Linked DNA regions of Homo sapiens: region 1 is linked to region 2. The links are chromatin loops, found by intact Hi-C in ENCODE. Cell type or tissue: prostate gland. All regions are shown on one strand. Links, peaks and the distances in the headings refer to the core of each region. The heading gives the core; the rest is flanking DNA. Region 1 overlaps EEF2K (eukaryotic elongation factor 2 kinase). Region 2 holds the start of CDR2 (cerebellar degeneration related protein 2).

What was found. A loop is a pair of places that touch in the nucleus more often than their neighbours do. Peaks named below come from ENCODE experiments on the same cell type or tissue, not always from the same donor. Only the 100,000 strongest peaks of a DNase experiment are listed, where the experiment ranks them.
Region 1: a loop joins it to region 2, with 5 times the contacts of the local background. A loop is called at or near these places in 6 of 110 quality-filtered maps.

Annotation. Positions count from the first base shown.
Region 1 is chr16:22,210,562-22,213,464 of GRCh38, reverse strand. All of the region lies in intron 1 of EEF2K (eukaryotic elongation factor 2 kinase), which reads right to left. Among named protein-coding and RNA genes, the nearest start is that of EEF2K, 5.7 kb to the right of the region's middle. In prostate gland, for the core only: a CTCF peak has its summit at 1,498; DNase peaks (open chromatin) are centred at 1,194 and 1,524; H3K27ac peaks cover 2,500 bases.
Region 2 is chr16:22,373,094-22,375,996 of GRCh38, reverse strand. CDR2 (cerebellar degeneration related protein 2) reads left to right here and starts at 1,378. Exons shown (of 5, transcript NM_001802.2): 1 at 1,378-1,766. The coding sequence starts at 1,688. CDR2-DT (CDR2 divergent transcript) reads right to left here and starts at 1,110. Exons shown (of 3, transcript NR_148970.1): 1 at 774-1,110; 2 at 437-670. RefSeq lists enhancers at 606-655, 996-1,075 and a silencer at 1,616-1,845. In prostate gland, for the core only: a CTCF peak has its summit at 1,398; DNase peaks (open chromatin) are centred at 1,276 and 1,986; H3K4me3 peaks cover 2,335 bases; H3K27ac peaks cover 2,263 bases.

The DNA.
Region 1 (2,903 bases), core at 158-2,657, 160 kb after region 2:
TTCAGTTGTTGAAACTCTAGGGGTGCAACTAGCATCTAGTGGATAGAGGCCAGGGATGCTGCCAAACATCCTAAAATAAACAGAACAGTCCCCTGCAGTGAAGAAGGTCCGGCCCAATGTCAGTGCCGAGGCTGAGAAACCCAGCTCTAGAATGAATCTGGTGGAATTTCTTTCTTTTGTTTTTTGAGATGGAGTCTCACTCTGTCGCCCAGGCTGGAGTGCAGCAACTACATCTTGGCTCACTGCAAACTCCATCTCCCAGGTTCAAGTGATTCTTGTGCCTCAGCCTCCTGAGTAGCTGGGATTACAGGTGTGTGCCACCATGCCTGGCTCATTTTTGTATTTTTAGTAGAGACAGGGTTTCACCATGTCACCCAGGCTGATCTTGAACTCCTGACCTCAGGTGATCCACCCATCTCCGCCTCCCAAAGTGCTGGGATTACAGGCGTGAGCCACTGTGCCTGGCCTCTTTCTTTCTTTTTTAAGAGACTGGGTGGGTGTCTTGATCTCTCATCCAGGCTGGAGTGCAGTGGCATAATCACAGCTCACTGCATCCTTGAACTCCTGGGCTTAAGGGATCCTCCCGCCTCAGCCTCCTGAGTAGCTGGGACTACAGGCCTGTGCCACTATGCCTGGCTTATTTTAAAAAATTTTTTGTAGAGATGGTGTCTTGCCACTCCTGGACTCAAGTGATCCTCCAGCCACAGCCTCCCAAAGTGTTGGAATTACAGGTGTGAGCCACTGTGTCCAGCCTCTGGTGTAATTTTAAGGAGCCCTCCCCAACCCTCTCTTCCCCTTTTCCTTTTAAAAACAAATCTCCCCACATACCATAAAGAGACAGAGAAGGCCAGGTGCGGTGGCTCACGACTGTAATCCCAGCACTTTGGGAGGCCGAGGCAGGCGGATCACGAGGTCAGGAGTTTGAGACCTGACCAACATGGTGAAAACCCCATCTCTACTAAAAATACAAAAACCAGCTGGGTGTGGTGGTGTGTACCTGTAATCCCAGCTACTTTAGGAGGCCAAGGCAGAAGAATTGCTTGAACCTGGGAGGCGGAGGTTGCAGTGAGCCAAGATCGTGCCACTGCACTCCAGCCTGGGTGACACAGCAAGACTCTGTCTCAAAAAAAAAAAAAGAAAGAGACAGAGAAATCAACTTACCGATGTAAACAGCAACCTGCTGCAGAAGCCAGAGATACGTCATCATTTGCTCTGCTAAAGGCTCGTAAAAATATCATTGCAGTACACTGTGTTTTCTGCATATAAAACTGTCATCATGCAAGGGCTATTTTATTGTTTCAGGAATCTGAAAAATGCATTTTGGAATATGAAACACAAAATATAATTATAGCTTTGATTAGCAAAATGCACAAGGGAGCTTGAACTGTAATGTTTAATCACTTGCTGGGCACTCTCTGCATGTCCACGGTACACTCTACTCCTGGTGGGTCAGCTCAGGGATACAGCACGTCTCACTTCTCACATGAACTGTGTGCCCAGCCCTCTCGGTGGCCAGACCATGTGAGTGTCTTGAACAAAAGGGGCCGTGTGTCTTGTTCCTCTGCAGCTCCCAGCCCAAAGCACAATGCCTGGCACACACCATAAATGCACAAGTGCATGCTGCATGAATGAACGAGTAAGTGAAGAAAAGCTGGCAGTTTCCTGCTGATATAATGGAGAAACAGAAGGACTTTTGGGTTGTGGCTGGGCACGGTGGTTGACCCCTGTAATCCCAGCACTTTGGGAGACCGAGGCAGGCAGATCACTTGAGGCCAGGAGTTCGAGACCAGCCTGGGCAACATGGAGAAACCCCATCTCTACCAAAAATACAAAAATTAGCCAGGTGTGGTGGCACACGACCTGTATAGTCCCAGCTACTTGAGAGGCTGAAGCATGAGAATCACTTGAACCAAGGAGACAGAGGTTGCAGTAAGCCAAGATTGTGCCACTGCACTCCAGCCTGGGCAGCAGGGCAAGACTCTATCCCCCCGCCCCCAGACCTCCGAAAAAACAAACAAACAAAAACAAACAAAACAACCTACTGTGTTGTAACTACATAGGAGTTACTTAGTCCAATGACATGGCTGAGGTCGTAGTGGGAAAGACTGGCTCATGGAGGACCTGATAAGCACCAAAACCAGATCTAGCCAAACAAGGCCTTTGGGATGAATTCAAGTCCTGGCCCTGCCACAGTCAGCTGAGGAATGCTGGGGGAAATTACTTAACCTTCTGAACCTCAGCTTCTTCATCTGTAAAATTCATCTACTCAACAGAGTGGAGCAAAGTGAGCAAGGTGGAGAAGAAGTGAGAGAGGGGGCCTGAAAACCACAGGTGGCACAGAGAGCTGGCTTTCCTCCAGGAATCCTTTCTCCCCTGCCTGGCCACGGACATTTCCCAGCATCCCTTGCAGCTAGGTAAGGTCATGTGACTGCATTCTGGCCAATGAAAGAGCACAAATAACTTGTACCATTTCTGAGCCCGTCCAGCAGCCCATTTTCCATACCCTGGTTGGCTTCCTCTCCACTGTGATCCTGCCCAGAACAGATTGGTAGCATTTCAGTATCACTTACAAAGCACTTGCTACATAACTCCTCCCAGCTCCCTAGAAGGCAGGCACTCCTTCCTCCTCGGGCTCTGAACATGCTATGCCCTCTGTCTGGTACACACCCCAGCCTGTCCTCCCTACTCATCCCCTGGCCAACTTGACTGCTCATCCCTCAGGTCTCAGCTTAGATATCACCTCCTTCATGAAGCCTCCCCTGAACCCCAGGAGTTAGTCGCTCTTAGCTTCATTCTACAGATGAGAAAACTAAGGAACAGAGAGGTTATGTGACTTATCCCAAATCACATGACTAGAGTTGGGTTTGAAGCTGGTGCGGGCTGAATCCAGAGCTTTCAATGCA
Region 2 (2,903 bases), core at 165-2,664:
GCCCAGCTAATTTTGTATTTTTAGTAGAGATGGGGTTTCTCCATGTTGGTCAGGCTGGCCTCGAACTCTCGACCTCAGGTGATCCGCCCGCCTCGGCCTCCCAAAATGCTGGGATTACAGGCGTGAGCCACCGTGTCCAGCCTCGGAAAACTCTTAATTGCTTCCCATTTTTAGTTCTGGCAGCTCTCTCCATATTTGTGGAAACTATTCATTGGATTATCAATGTAAGGTATTATCTGTCGACTCACTTCTAAAATAGATCAGGATTTAACACTCCTCTCCACCTCTTCCCTCTCTCTGAATTTCTAACAGTTTATTACCTCATGTTCTAGAGATAATCTTTCAATTGTATACTTAAACCTCGATTTTTTTTTGTTTCGTTGCTCAAAGTTAGTTAGATATTGGCCCTGTTGTCTTCCATCAGCTGCACCTTTACCTTTACGTCAAGGTTGAGAACATTGACCTTCAGGTCTGTCATCCTGCTTAAGAGTTTCCGTGCTTTGTCTGCAAGATGGTGCTTAAAGCTTTACCTAGGAGCAGTATTTGCTGGGTTATGTCGGTGGAGGACAGCGTGCTCTGCCTCGCTGGCTACTAAGTGCTGGAGCTGCAGCCTGTCCCCTCCAGGTGCAATGTCACGTCCCCAGATGCTTAACTTGTGGTCTAGGGGTACCTTTTAAAAATCGTTGCAACACTGCTTACAATTTTCGCCCTCCAAGTGGACAGCTTCGGGCATCCCTCACCGCCCCAGATTCTCAAGGGGGTCTGGTGCCCACCGTTTTATGTAGCGTGAGTTTAATTCCCAGGGCTCAGATGTCAAGGAGACAAGAGCTACCGCTCAGTGGGCGTTTTCTCAACCCAAACTCCCGATCGACCTCGAGTCTCCCCGCCGGACCCGGAGCAAATCTCAGAGTCAAGATGCGAGAAGGGGTGGCCGGGCGGCGGACCTCAGGCTTCCGGCACCCTTGCGCTTCCCGCCGGCACGAAGGACTCCCCTGGACAACCGCCCGCCTCTCAGAGGCCGGAGTCCTAGGCCCTCCGGCCTGCGTTGCCTGTCCACAGACGCGCCGGCCTCGGGACACCCACCACAGGGGTAAGACGCGCCTCTGCCAGCTCCCCAGCCCGAAACCCAGAACGCCCTCCTAGGAGCCTCACAGCGCAGATCAGGGGACGGGCTTTCGGCCGCACCCCTTCACTCTTTCCCCGCCTTCTTTGTTTATTCCGGACCCACCATTGGCTGCTTGCCCTCGATACCGGGCGAGCCGCCGGTCTTTGGAGAGAGGCGATTGGACGAAGTCCCTGCCGCTCGGCCAGCAGCCCGCTCGCGATTGGTTGAGGCGCCGCCGGGGGTTTGAATCGCATCCCCGGCCGGGGAGGGTTCTGCCAAAGTGCCACGTTGGGCCCGGCGGCGGCGTGAAGACTGGCGGCTGCGTGAGACTCCGGCTCCAGGCGTTCGCACCGTAATGCCCGGCCGTTGGGGCCGTCGGTAGGCGCGAGGCGAGTCGAGGCAGCCGGCCGGTCGGCGGCCGCCGGCGGGAACGGGGCTGAGGCGGCGCAGCGGAGTCTGGGCGGCGGCGCGTCCCGCCCGAGGGCGGCTCTGGCTGAGGGCGGAGGGGCCGGGGAAGAGCCCGGGGCAGCGGCTGAGGCGGGACGGCGGCGGGGGCCGCTGCCCCTAGAAGACCCAGCCGAGATGCTGGCGGAAAACCTGGTAGAGGAGTTTGAGATGAAGGAGGACGAGCCGTGGTACGACCACCAGGACCTCCAGCAAGGTGAGGGCGGGGGCGCCCCGCGGGCGGGCGGCGGCCTGGCCCGGGAGGCCCCCGCTGCGAAACTGTTAAAAAGTTGCTTTTTGTGGCGGCGGAGGATGCAGGTGCCGGGAAGGGCTCAGGCTCACCTGGCGGCTGGGCCGGCCGTGCCCGCGGATCCCGCCCGCAGGAAGCCTCGGCACGGGGCCCACGGCCTTGCTAATGCGCAGTTGAATATCAGCCCCGAGGCGCGTGGGGGCCAGGGACGAGCCAGGCACCGTTTTAAGCGCTTTCCGTGGATTAGCTAGTTTAATCCTCACTGCATTCCTCCGAGGCAGACCCGGGTGAGCCAGTGTGTCCCGCAGTAAGTGGCATAGCCCGAGAAGCCGCCCCGTCGCAGGCTGTCTAGCCCAGCGCCTTTCATGGCCAGCGTGGAGGGCCGGCTGCTGCAGGTGGTAGTTGTTTTGCGGCGTAGCGGGAGCTGTGCGCTCCGCACCGTAACTCCAGGAGACAGTAACTTTTTAAAAATTAATGTTTGAGGGTACATGGTAGGTGTATATATTTGTGGGGTACATGAGATGTTTGGATACAGGCACGCAGTGTGAAATAAGCACGTGATGGAGAACGGGGCGTCCATCCCAGCATTTATCCATTGAGGTACAAACAATCCAATTACACACTTTTGTTATCCCATTTTCCATATGAGGAAAGCGGAGATTAAAACGGTAAAGTGGCTTGCCTAAAGCTAAGTGTGGGAGGGAGTGTTTTTTGAACCCACACACTCAGAAGAAGAGTTGTAGTCACTGCTCAAACCCCATCTCTTCCTTACCATCCTAGTTTACAGTTTTTTTCAGTTGGGCGTTAAGCTGTTAGGCATAGTTCACCAGATGCCAATTGAAACGACAGAAGAAAGAGCGCATCTATCTCTGCCACTTTTCTTCAGTTTGCACGCCAGCTTTCACTTAGAAACAGGCCTGCCGATGGTGTCTCCAGAGAACAATCGTAGAGTAGCCCACTCTTTGGGGCCAGTGGGGCCCCTGTTTTTCTTATACTAATAGCAGGAGCTAGCAGTTGGGGAACACTTTTTATGTGCCTAACACTGATAGGCCCATAACACAGTTGCTCATTTAATTCTCCCAGTAACACAATAGAGGTAGTAAT